Regions from separate parts of the Mus musculus genome. Here region 1 is linked to region 2. A link is a contact called in ENCODE Hi-C data. All regions are on one chromosome and are shown on one strand. The core of a region is the stretch at or near the end of the contact, and the rest is flanking DNA. Distances in the headings are between cores, read along the strand shown. Region 1 holds the start of 2700038G22Rik (RIKEN cDNA 2700038G22 gene). Region 2 holds the start of A630072M18Rik (RIKEN cDNA A630072M18 gene).

What was found. A loop is a pair of places that touch in the nucleus more often than their neighbours do.
Region 1: a loop to region 2 is called in a map of T-helper 2 cell, with 7 times the contacts of the local background. The contact joins the promoter of 2700038G22Rik here to the promoter of A630072M18Rik in region 2. A Hi-C loop is called at or near these places in 2 of 37 maps with a recorded cell type or tissue (T-helper 17 cell and T-helper 2 cell).

Annotation. Positions count from the first base shown.
Region 1 is chr5:23,847,712-23,853,863 of GRCm38, forward strand. 2700038G22Rik (RIKEN cDNA 2700038G22 gene) reads left to right here and starts at 2,886. Exons shown (of 4, transcript NR_045042.1): 1 at 2,886-2,910; 2 at 4,410-4,444; 3 at 5,007-5,049; 4 at 6,075-6,152. Gm42228 (a long non-coding RNA gene) reads right to left here and starts at 5,328. Exons shown (of 2, transcript XR_880875.3): 1 at 4,987-5,328; 2 at 1,743-2,419. Snord93 (small nucleolar RNA, C/D box 93) reads left to right here and starts at 4,522; the gene lies at 4,522-4,566.
Region 2 is chr5:20,946,218-20,952,352 of GRCm38, forward strand. It overlaps A630072M18Rik (RIKEN cDNA A630072M18 gene), which reads left to right and starts at 4,772. Exons shown (of 1, transcript NR_030699.1): 1 at 4,772-6,135. Rsbn1l (round spermatid basic protein 1-like) reads right to left here and starts at 5,605. Exons shown (of 8, transcript NM_001080977.1): 1 at 5,040-5,605. The coding sequence starts at 5,568.

The sequences.
Region 1 (6,152 bases), core at 1,636-4,135, 2.9 Mb after region 2:
TCCTCCCAGAAGCCTTGAGCAGACATACTTTCTAGCTTGGTGACCTCTGTACAATCTGGGTGGCTGAAGACTTTCTGGTGCTGGACGCTCCTCCAGACCCATTCTTGTTTTCCCTCAGGCAAGCAACAAAACCTCCTGTTATGGAAGGTGTCACATGTACTTTACAAAGAGATTTGCTGTAGTCACATTTGATCTGTCTATGTTCCACAAAGAGATTGAGGTATGGCCCTGCAGTGGCCCACGCCTTTACTCCCAGCACTCAGGAGGCAGAGGCAGGAAGAGCTCTGAGTTTGAGTACCAGAACAGCCAGGGAAACACAGAGAAACTTTGTCTTGAAAAGCCAGAGAGGGGTAGGGGGTGGAGGAAGTGAAAGAGTAAAACGTAAAAACAAAATTCTAGGCCTTTGGGCCCAGGTTTGGAGTGTGGCCTTTGTGGCTCAGTGCTTCAAGGTGTGCTGGTCATAAAACAGATAGCAACATTCCTCCACCCACCCGCTTCCTGGGTTCAAAGAGTGTTCATTCAAAGAATGTGCTATTGTTAGGGGCTCTTAGAAACTGTCTTGAGAAATAACCCTCACAATTACCAGGTATTCCTCGTGACTCTTGTGACTTTGCACTTCCTTGTGACTCTTAACTGGTATTTTTGGTATTTTCCAACAACGCCCTCCCCACCTCCTTGAGTTGTGGTTTCTTCCTTTAAATACCCCCTTATCCAGCTACTCGGCGCCCCACGGTCCTCTACCCCTGCATGGTGTATGACCGTGGGCCTGAGAGCGCTCTTGAATAAAAATCCTCTTGCAGTTTGCAGCAAGACCGTTTCTTGTGAGTGATTTTGGGGTGTTGCCTCTCCTGAGTCAGAACGTGGGGGAGTCCTCACGTTGTGGGTCTTTCAGAAGGAGGGAGAGGAGGGGAGGGAGAAGGGAGACAGAGAGACTGACCTAGGTATGCTTCCTGTGCATGTGGGATTGAGGTAACCATTGTAGGAGGCTGTAGCCTCCCCCTTAGGCTGCCTGAGCGGCACCTTAAAGATGGTGCCTGCCGGATGCAGAGCTGGTGGTGTAAACAAATCTATATTTGGTGGAGACGCGCCCCTGCCGCCCTGATTGGCTGAAGCCTTGTGCCTGGTGAGGTGACGTGGCCTGCCGTGAGTGGATGCGGGCTGAGAGTATATAAGAGTGAGAGGCCCGGGGTTGGGGGAGAGAGATGAAGAGGGAGAGAGATGAAGACTGAAGGTTGCCGAATAAACTGCTGTTAGAAGAACTGGTGGTCTTGTCGTTCGGGCTGGTCGAGGACGAATGCAACAAACCATCACAAGGATAGTTTTGGCCACACTGTGCTGTGCTTAAGTATACCTAAAATAAATAACTGAGGTCTGACTGCCAAAGTTTTGTCAGCGCTGACCACTGAGCCCTGTGGAGCTGACCTGCCTTGTATCCTCACCTCCCAAGGCTCCTCTCTCTGATGCCCATGCAGGCTGCAGAGACCTCTGCAGGGCGGGGAGGACTAGTGAAGAGTCTAGCTGAGTCAGTGACGCCCAGTGATAGAACTTGTCTCAAAAAATAATGTGGAGAATAATTGAGGGAAAGAAACACCAACCTGTGACCTCCACGTGCATGGGCAACACGAGCACAAACACAAAGACACTCACGTACACATACTGAGAAACAAATAGAGAAACAGTTTAAGGTGCCTATAGATATGTTCTTGTGTTGGGGTCTAAAAATCCAAAACAACCCGAGCAGGTTCAAGAGTCCCCCCAAAGCAAGATCTTTATTTGAATTAGGCAGCAAAAATCAACCAGTTAGGAACAGCAGCACAGACTCCGTCTGACTGCGTCTTCGAACATCTTAGTAAGTATTTAAGCAGATGACAAAGATGTATTGCACTCGGGCTGCTGCTGATCAATCAGGGCCATAGAAGAGACTCAGGAACTGAACTGCAACCCCAAGCCAGAATGGTACGGGGCTTTTAAGCTTGAAATCCATAAACGTCTGTGCTAAGTTATCCCACCAATCAGGACTTAGGGGTAGGGGACTTCCTTAAGAGCACGTCTTTGTGGTGCACTTACTCTGTTCCTACAGGACTCAACTGCAGCGTTCATGTTGAAGTGCACTCACCTAGCATCCATGCTTCTACTCACCAAGCAGGAAGTCAGTTACCCAGGGAGGTCTTGGGAACTTAAACTTTGAGTTAAGGCCTGTTCCAAATGGCTTCAGTTGGTTCCTTCTTACACCACTGTCTTCTGAATTCTCCTCTTGCGTTCCCACAAGCAATGGATGAGTGGGGTCTGGGGTGCAGGCGTTTTGATAAGTGTGTAAGTGGTACCATGGTGGTGTCTTACTTTTCAGTTCCTCAGTGGCCTGTGACGCTTAACATACCAAGAGCACACAAAGAGTAGGCAACTCTTTTGAGGGCTGTTGCTATAAGGAGAAATAAAAGGTGGCTTACTTGTGGCAGGATGTAGCAGGAATTTAATGGCGGATGTTTTGGTCTGTTTGGTTGGTTTACGTTTTGTTTTTACATGGCTAGAGAGATGGTTTGCCGCTTAAACAGTGTTCTGTTCTTGTAGAGGACCTGAATTTAGTTCCCAGCATTCAATTTAGGAGGCTCACAGCTGTCTGTGAGTCCAGCTCCAGGGAAGCTGACACCTATGTCTGGCATTTTGAGCACATGCAAATATCACAGACAGACATAGTTTAAGTCTTTTTGGGGAAGCGGGCGGGGCCAGTGGCTCTGGTGCCGCCAGGGGGCGCGTGAGGGCCGGCGCTGGAGTCAGGCGGGAACGGGGGAAGGGGCGGGCAGGAGGGGCGCTGGGCCACTCTGGTTGGCTGAGCCCCGGTGCTCAATGTCCGGTCGGTTTTAAACTCGGTCCCGCCCTGGCGCCCAGCTCTTCCGCCGCGGCGCGCTCCTGGTAAGTACTCTCCCCATTGCGAGTCCCAGGACCACGCCACGTGGTCTTGGCGATTTTCACGGCGCTCGCCCGTGGCGCGGGTCCCTGCCCATACGCGTCCCTTCTGTGTGGGACAGGCGATCAGCCTTGCGCTGCCCGGATTTGTCCCCTCTCGGATGGAGGCGCGGCGTCCGGACAGCCCGGGTCCTGGGCACACTCGGGGCTTCCCGCCCGCCCAGGACTCCGATGACGGGGACATCGACTATTTAGGAAGCGAATGAGATCAGAGCTCGGAAAGTAGCAGGAGGCAGGATAATCCCAGTGTCAGCAAGGGCAGGGGTGATTTCGCCCACGCAGGCGCGTCCTCGCCGCCGCACGTGTCCTTTAATTGCTGCTTGGCACAAAGGCTGGGCTTTTTGTTTTGTGCTCATTTGTTTTAAGGTTTGAGGGTATATTCAGGCGGATACCTGCAACCGAGTCCAGCAGGGACCTCTGCCTACAGGACCTGGATTACCCTACTGCTGACACAGACCCAGCCTGTCTGGGTTTTGGGTCCTGGGAGAAATCTGAGCCACTGGATTAGCACTTAAGCAAGGTGACTTATAAGCAATGATTTAGGAATCGTGATTTGGAATTCCTAAGACCGGGTATAGGTGTTTAGCGAGCACCCAGGAGTCCTCCCTGTTTAAGAGGTGACTGATTGAGACACCAATTAAAAGTAAATATCATGGTTGGAGAGATGACTCAGTGGTTAAGAGTACTGACAGCTCTTCTAGAGTTCCCGAGTTAAATTCTCAGCAACCACATGGTGGCTCACAACCATCTGTAATGAGATCTGATGCCCTCCTCTGGTGTTGTCTGGAGATAGCAACAGTGCACTCATATAGAAGAAATAAATCTTTTTAAAAGATTATTAGATTATTGAGACAGATTGTCATACTGGCCCAGAGAATATTTGTGCTCTAGGACCCTAAGTATTGGCATTTATGGACATAAGCCACTGTGCCTGGTAAAGGACATTTTAGAGGAAAAATAGGCTTGTGGGCTCTTGTAAACAAGTTCCCTGTGTTGTAGTTTTCTTTCCGTTAGAGGTTAGGGTTCTGTTGAGCCCCTTCGAGAGTGAAGGGCAGCATGAGCCACCTTCTAAGGTAAGGAGTTATTTTTCCCTTCCTCATTCAGGCTCAGGAGACACATCTGACGCTGCTTCTGGTTTTGAAATCAGAGAAAATGTTTCACTTTCTTAAAGGAAGAGTACTGCTATTACCTGCAGTACTATTTGCTTCTAAACATTAAGAGTTTTTGCTTCTGGGGTGGAAATAGTGGGAAAGATGGCCCAGAGGGAATAAAATGGACTCCCAGCTGTCAGCAGTATGAAGATTAGAGCTCTGTGCAGGAATAAATGCTAGTCAGAGGCAGGCCTTCCATCACCAGATGCAGCTAGGAGCCACCAGGAAGGTCCTTTCTGAAGGAAGCTGTGGCTGCTGCTTGTAACAGTGCTGGTTCTTTTTTCTTTTGAGCAGATGAGTGCTGTGTCCAGGATGATCATGAATTCAAGGTATGTGTTAGATGGCAAGTTTGGCTTTCCAGGCATAATTCCAGGAACAGTTCTTGGCCAAGGATGAGAACTCTAACCTGACTGGATACGCTGCTGTGATGGGTTAAAGGATTTACCTGAGGCCAATAGAACAGGCAGGAATTTAATGCAGTCACCCCATGTCTTTTTAAAGTAGATGAGGGGTTGGAGAATGGAGTGAGAGGGCTTAGCAGTGCCAAGCCCGTTACCTTTGATTCTGGGACCTGGTGGAGAGAGCCAGCTCTCTAGAGTTATTCTTGCACCTTCATGTGTGTGCTAGCACACGTGTGTGCACACTCAAAATAATAAATGTAATAAATGGGAGCGTTGGTGAATGTTTAATACTTAGAGGGTGATATGGCTTTGCATTTCAAGTTGTGTTCAAACATTTCTGAGTAGATCCACCCAATGTACTGGGTAGTACATTAAGTGTTCTATTTATACTAAAAGATGGTTAATGTCAACATAGTCCACACATGGGTGTGTTGCTTTATTTATTAAGTAATGGTTGCAGATGTACTTACCTCTGGTGTTCCTTCTGCAGCTCTGGAGCTTGAGATGAACTGGTCCGACTTCTAGAAGAGAAGGTAGGCATCTGTGTGTAGAGTCAAGGTTTTAGGTTACCTGTTCCCCTTCATATCGGGAACGGGTGAATTCTGAGGCATTCTCATTGTATATAGAGAGCATGAGAATTTTGTGTCTGTAGAACGAAGTTCCATTATTTAGTTTTCTATGCGTCAGCCCTACTCTGAAACATGTCACAATGTTAACATAAAAGATCTTTTGAAAAAATTGGCTTTATTTATAAAATTTTTACTTTTATGTTTGCTTGCATGTCTGTTCCATATGTGTGCAGTGCCCCTGGAGGCCAGAAGAGGGCATCAAGAAATTTTTTTTGAAAATTTTAGTTTTATTTATAAAACTTTTTTATATGTTTTGCCTGCATGTCTGTACCATGTGTGTGCAGTGCCCGTGGAGGCCAGAAGAGGGCATCAAATCCCCCTGGAATTGGAGTTACACTTGGTTGCTAGGAATTGAACCTAACTCCAAGAAGAGCAGGCAGCCAGGGCTCCTAATTGCTGAGCCCTAAACTTTGGCAGCTCAGAATTGTCCAACACATAGTTGAGAGATCTAGTCCTCCCAGGAGAGTGAGTTGTATGGTAGGATCCTTTTGGTGTCCTGGCTTAATACCCACCATGTGTACTCTAGCTGTAGCTGGAATGAGCAAATAGCCTATGTGATTTAAACTACCATGTCAATGCCTCATTATGTTCAAATGCTCTGTAGAGAAATGAAGCAAAAAGTTAATGTTTTCAGAGAACTCATAATTCCAAGTAAGAGTCTTGAATATATGGAGTGAAAGAGCTTTACATTGTCCACGATGATGCGCTGTGGCGCTCCCAGGCATGAGCAGAGTAAACTTGGCAACTATGGTCTGGTGGGGGTGGGGTGGTGGCCACAGTCTCACCAGATCTTCATCCAACTGGCAGACACTACCCATCTCCAATGCAGGAATCTCGCTCTAGGGCCCTAGCCCTACCCCGAGGCCCACTGGTCTCTCATCTCTAATAAATGATTGTTTCTTATCTCTAGGTTCCCCCCCCCCCCCCAGGAAAAGCCAGTGCAGTTACCTGACAGTGAGTAAACCCGATGTTTCTTGTGGTTTCGTCAGATCTACCATCGCCTGCCA
Region 2 (6,135 bases), core at 3,522-6,021:
TTATTGTTATTGTTGTTGTTGCTCAAAGCTTCAATTTAAAAACCAGTGAAAAGGGCTGAAATAGCTCAAAACAGAACAGACAAGTCTTTACCTTTTTACGGAGTAGTTTCTCTGAACACCAACATCAGAAGGCATATAATAAAAGAACGCCCTCTTCAAACTTTCTAGGGCAAACAGCTTGAGAAAAAGTTCTCAACAGGTAAGAGGCTAGTGTGCAGGTCAAAACAAAATCCAGCCAGGCGTGGTGGCCACACCTTTAATCCCAGCACTCGGGAGGCGGGGGCAGGCGGATTTCTGAGTTCGAGGCCAGCCTGGTCTACAGAGTAAGTTCCAGGACAGCCAGAGCTACACAGAGAAACCCTATCTCGAAAAACCAAAACCAAAACCAAAAAAAAAAAAAAAAAAAACCAAAAACAAAAATCCAAAACTCATATACTCCTTACAGTACTGACAGTAGGATGTTTGGATGGATGGATGGTCAACTAGAAGGCATGGGATCCAGAGAAACAACACAGCAGCAAGGAAAGGACACCCAGGATGTCCGTGAGCTCCAGTTCCAGGGTGGACAGCTTATGCAGCAGGCAGTTAAGAGGAAGCATTCCAGATGGGAGCATGCAGAAGGATTTTGGGGGGGGGGGGGCTAGAATATTCAAACACTCATCTCAAAATACAATCTTAGTAAACTATCTATCTCAGTGCCAATCAAGATGAAAACTCTACCCTATAACCTTGGGCTCAGTGGTTAAGACGCCTTGATGATCACCCAAGAGGACTTGAGTTCAAATGCCCAGTACCTATGTACAAAGCCAGGCATGGTTGAGTGTGGCTGTAACCCCAACCACTTAGGGGACAGGTGGCTCCCTAGAGCGCTAAGGCCTGTCGCCTTGGCCACAGACAGGTCTTCCAGTTCAGTGAGTGCCTATCTCAAGGCACTGACGTAGGTAACAATAGAAGACCAAAGTCCTGCTCTGGCCTCTACACAGGCACGCACCACAAGAATGCACCATGCAAATTGCACCACCCACACCAACCACACAAACACACAGAAACGCACAAAAACTATTCATTACTGAAATGTATGAAACTGCATAATACCTACAGTACTGCAGTTTTACATTCCACTTTTTCTTTAAAGATTTATATATTTTATGTATGTGAGTACAGGGTCACTGTCTTCAGACACACCAGAAGAGGGCATCGGATCCCATTACAGATGGTTTGTTGTAAGCCACCATGTGGTTGCTGGGAATTGAACTCAGGACCTCTGGAGGAGCAGTCAGTGCTCTTATCCCTTGAGCCATCTCTCCAGCCCCTTCCACTTTTCTTTTTTAAAGGAAAGAGTCTCACTAGATAGCTCAGCCTGGCCTACGGCCCCAAACTCTCTAGCTCCCTGTCAAATGCTCAGATTACAACATGCGTCATCATGCCCAGCTCTATACTTTTCAAATCAAAACTTATTTGCTGTTACAGAAAAATTTACTAACTTCTCTGGTTACTTTGTAATTTAAAAAACCCAGTCAGAAGCCAGGTGGACACACCTTTTAACAGATCTCTGAGTTCGAGGCCAGCCTGGTCTGAAGAATGAGTTCTAAGACAGCCAGGGTTACAAGTCTACACAGAGAAACCTTGTCACAAGGGGGAAAAAAAAAAAATCAGTCAGGCATGGTGGCCCTTGTCTGCAATCTCAGCAGTCAGGACTCTCAGGGAACAGAACACAGCTGATTCAGGGCCAGCCTGAACTACACAACACTCTTTAATTTAAAACCTGAAAAATTCTACATAACAGCTATCAGCAGGCAGCCTTGGAGATTATAGGTGCATAACACACTAGCTCTGTACTCAGGAGCCTAGACTTGGAACATTGTTTGACCTGCTCATTGATCCCTGCTAGCTTTAAAGGTGGGTTACAATTGACTCGCCTTTAATTTATTGTTGGGTTATATATGTAATAAATAAACATGCTTCAGATTCAACATTCACTCAATGTTGTTTCAGGTTGTTTCAAATACATGTTTATTTTATCTGAATGTTTTCTGTTAAGTTGATTGCCAGTGGAAAAAGATCTAACCAGATGTAGTGGCTCACACCTGTAATCCCAGCACTGAAGAGGTTGAGGCACAAGGATCACAGACTGAAGCCAGATTGTTCTACATGGTGAGTTGGCCAGCCAGAACTACAAACATAATAAATGAAGACAAACGACAAAGGCCATTTCTAAGGATTCTTTGGACCCTTATATGAGCCAGGCATGGTGGCAAACGCCTTTAATCCCAGCACTTGGGAGGCAGAGGCAGGCGGATTTCTGAGTTCGAGGCCAGCCTGGTCTACAAAGTGAGTTCCAGGACAGCCAGGGCTATACAGAGAAACCCTGTCTCGAAAAACAAACAAACAAACAAACAAACAACAACAAAATACAAGAGCAAATGTTTAGAGATGCAGAACTACAATCTACTTTTCTTAAATGTCTTTATACCTGATTTCTGATACTAAGTCCATTCAATCAATGAGCTCTGGGTAATCAAGGAGTTACTGAGCTATGACAGCCAACTTAGAGAGTCATTTAAAAAGTATATACTTCAAACACTAATCACCTGGGGGCTGGAGAGATGCCTTAGAGGTTAAGAGCCCTGACTGCTCTTCCAGAGGTCCTGAGTTCAATTCCCAGCAACCACATGATGGCTCACAACCATCTGTAATGTGATCTGACGCCCTCTTCTGGTGTGTCTGAAGATAGCGACTATGTACTCAAATAAAAATAAGTAAATCTTTAAAAAAAAAAAAGAAAAACTAATCACCTGTCATCCACTCTGGAAGATCTGTATATAATGCACAGAAAATAAACACTGTCCTGTAAATCAGTATGTGTATACTTGAACTGCACCTGTAAAACAAACGCACCTAGACCCTGATACTTTGCTACCACTTTTTTGTTAAAGCAGGACCCAAATTCAGTTAAACTCAAACTCTAGAGTCCAACAAAATAATGAAAAGCTATCTTTTTAAATTTAATCTTTTCTCAATAAAATAAGTGTTTCTGTCCTTCTGTCCAAAAGAAAATAAAAGTATTTAAAGTTAGTGGTGAATATACAGCCAGGTGTGGTGGCCCATGCCTTTGCAAATCCCAGCACTCAGGAGGGCAGGCAGATCCTCTGAAGTCACCCCAGTCTACATAGTGATTCTAGGACAACCGGGGCTATACAAGAGACCCTGTCTTGAAGACAAAACATCAACATCTAATCATCCCATATAGGTCATGGGAACTCTCTTCCCCACATCTTGATGTAAAGACTATCACTGTTTAAGTCTGAGGGATTACTACATTTATTGGAAGGGCACACTAGTGTCACAGCTGACCTATGGAGATCAGAGGACAACATATGGAGAGCTGATTCTCCCCATCTTAGGGACCCTGGGAATTAAAATCAGGTGGTCAAGCTACACAGTAAGTGCCTGAACCATCTTAACGTTCCCAAACGGATTTTTTTTTTCCTTTCAGTTCTGCATCTTGTCTTTATTCTGCCTCACGAACATGGTCAATTAGCTTTACAGACTTTCTAAGTCATGGGGAAATAACCTTGGATTTGGGCAAAACAAAATTGATCTTTCCATTTTAACCTTCCCAAATAGATTTTAAATGTTAGTTAAGACTGTAAAAAATCACCATTAACAGACATCTCACTAAGTCATATAGATATATCGATATATCTCACATTTTAGGCCGGTACTATCACCACTCAAAAACTCCAACAATGTAATACCTACACTCACTTCTGCAGAGAACTCAGGAAAAGCAAAAGCGCAGCTTACCCAAGGAAGAATGATACCAAACTGCACATGGACAGACTCTGCAGCATTTTATAACTTAAATCTTATATTTAACCACTGCAACATAGAGATTTAAAATACTAACCATCTAGAACTCCTAAGCAGAAGGAAACTAAATTTCATCCTCAAAGCATTCCTAAGGCAATGCTCCAACTCCCTAGGAGAGCGTTACACTGGGAACAAGGGTACACCGAACCATTAGCTTGGCTTAGATGTTAGCATTCTTTTACATTGTGAATGATGAACTTTTCTATTCAGATAATTTTTCAAGATCTAAGGTACCATTAGATCAGCAAGGTTACTGGCATTTCACCAGCATTCCAAAACAGAACGGAATACTTCACAACAATGTGTGACAATGACAACGTATATTTATATAACCTCGTGATCACCTAAAGATCTACTTTCCAACCCATATCCACTTTGTATTAGTCAGATCTCTACATATCCACAGATGACTAGAATGACCCCTCATTTTAAAGAAAATACGGAAAACTCTGCTAGCTTACATTACAAAAGAAAACTGAAAAACAGTTGGGAATTCCCCCCCCCCACCCCACCCCACCCCCGGCAGAAACACTCTGAAGCCACTTGATCTGGCCAAAAGACGTCAAAACATCCGATTTTATCATTTGCTGAACGAGAAAGAAAGAAGAAAAAAAAAAAAAAAGAATATGGCTGAAAGCTTCTGAAGGGTAGTATTTAAAACAGGACCACGCAAAACACTTTAACAATATGGAATGTGGGCACCTCAGAAACCGCACACTTGGTGCCCTGCGCACGACCTCATCTCCCTAGTAGGGATGAAACATCCTGGTCCCCGTGGTCCCTGGGAGCTTCCAGCTTCCGCCAATACACCCGACCACCCACTTTTTTTTTTTTTTTTTTTTGGACAGGATATTCTGGCGTTGGAAGCTGCGTCGCAAACATGAATTTCCTGCGATCCAGTCCGATCCCTTTCGTAATCTTTAAAAGACCTGTTCTCTTCTGCCTCCCCAGCCAAAAACACACCGGGGAGCGGGGTCCTCTAGACCCACTCCTTCACGCGCGTCCTGCTGCGCGTTAACTGGAAGGCGAAACCGACACCGAAAACCAGGAGTTTCAGCCATCCCCCCGGTCGGCGACCGAAACTCCAGGCTCCATTTACTTCTGGCCCCGCGGAAGGCTGCAGCCCCGCCGGCCGCCGGCGCTCCCCTCCCCCGCGCGGCACCCACCTCGCGGCAGCGGCTTCGCCTCGCCGTTCTCATCCCGGGCGGCGGCGCCGAGGCCGTGCTGCCTCCGCTTCTCCTTCTCGCGCTTCTCCTTGGGTCTGCGCGGCTTGGCGGCGGCCGGCGGAGCGACGGGCGGGAGCAGGACGCGGTGAGGCTGAGCGTGCAGCAGCGAGGGAGTGACCAGCAGTTTGCGCGGCAGCGGCTGAGACGAGGAAGCGGAGGCTGAGGAGACGCTCGGGCTGGCGGAGAAAGAGTAACAGCTCCGAGAGGTGGACGAGGAGGAGGCGGCGGGCCGAGCCGCGAAGCTCCACGCCGCCGGGCTGCCGAAGCTCTGGGGCTGCAGCTGCCCGCCGTTCCCGCCGCTGCCCCCCTCCCCGTTCACTCTCCGCGGCGCCTTCTTCTCCTCGGTGCGAACCTTCTTGGCAGACATAGAGCCCGGCGGCTCCCGCGAGGAAGGCTGTACTTTGCCAGATGCTTCCTTCTCAGAGAGGAGAGCCACGGCGCCGCGAGCTGGGTTCGGCGGTTCCGCCATTTTGCGCTCCTGTTGTATTTACTCTCCGCCGCTCCCCGGAGCGGGGGCGCGGGGCGGGGTGCCTAGGTCCAGGCCGAGCTCCCATTGGGCGCGCTAAACTGAGAGATCCCGGAACAAACCAATCAAAGACGCGGACAGAAGCCGTCGGGGTGGGGTCACCGAGCGGACCTTCATTTGGAGGTCAGAGGTCTTTTCGGCGCGGCTGATGGAGAGCTCGCTGAGAAGGGAGGATCTCCCGACCGTCGCTCGGGAGCCCCGAATCTGCCCGGACCGAGGTAGCGCTGCCGTTCGCTCAAAGACTTTGCCTTGTTTGTACCGCTCTCTCTTTTTACCTTGAGGTGGCTTGGGTCCCTTCTGCAGGTTCTGAAAAACGAGTTCTGGGTTGCTCGTCTCGGAGAAAATTTGTCGAGAGTCCGATCAGCAAAGGCAGAAATGGTGAAAAGTTGCCTTATTTTAACTAAGGTCGTAAAAGTTCGTACTTTAAAAGAGAGTTTTCTGCAGAGCTGGAACTTGGATCACTTCCGATCGTGAAGATAAAAATCACCCACCGTTTGGAGGCTTTAAATT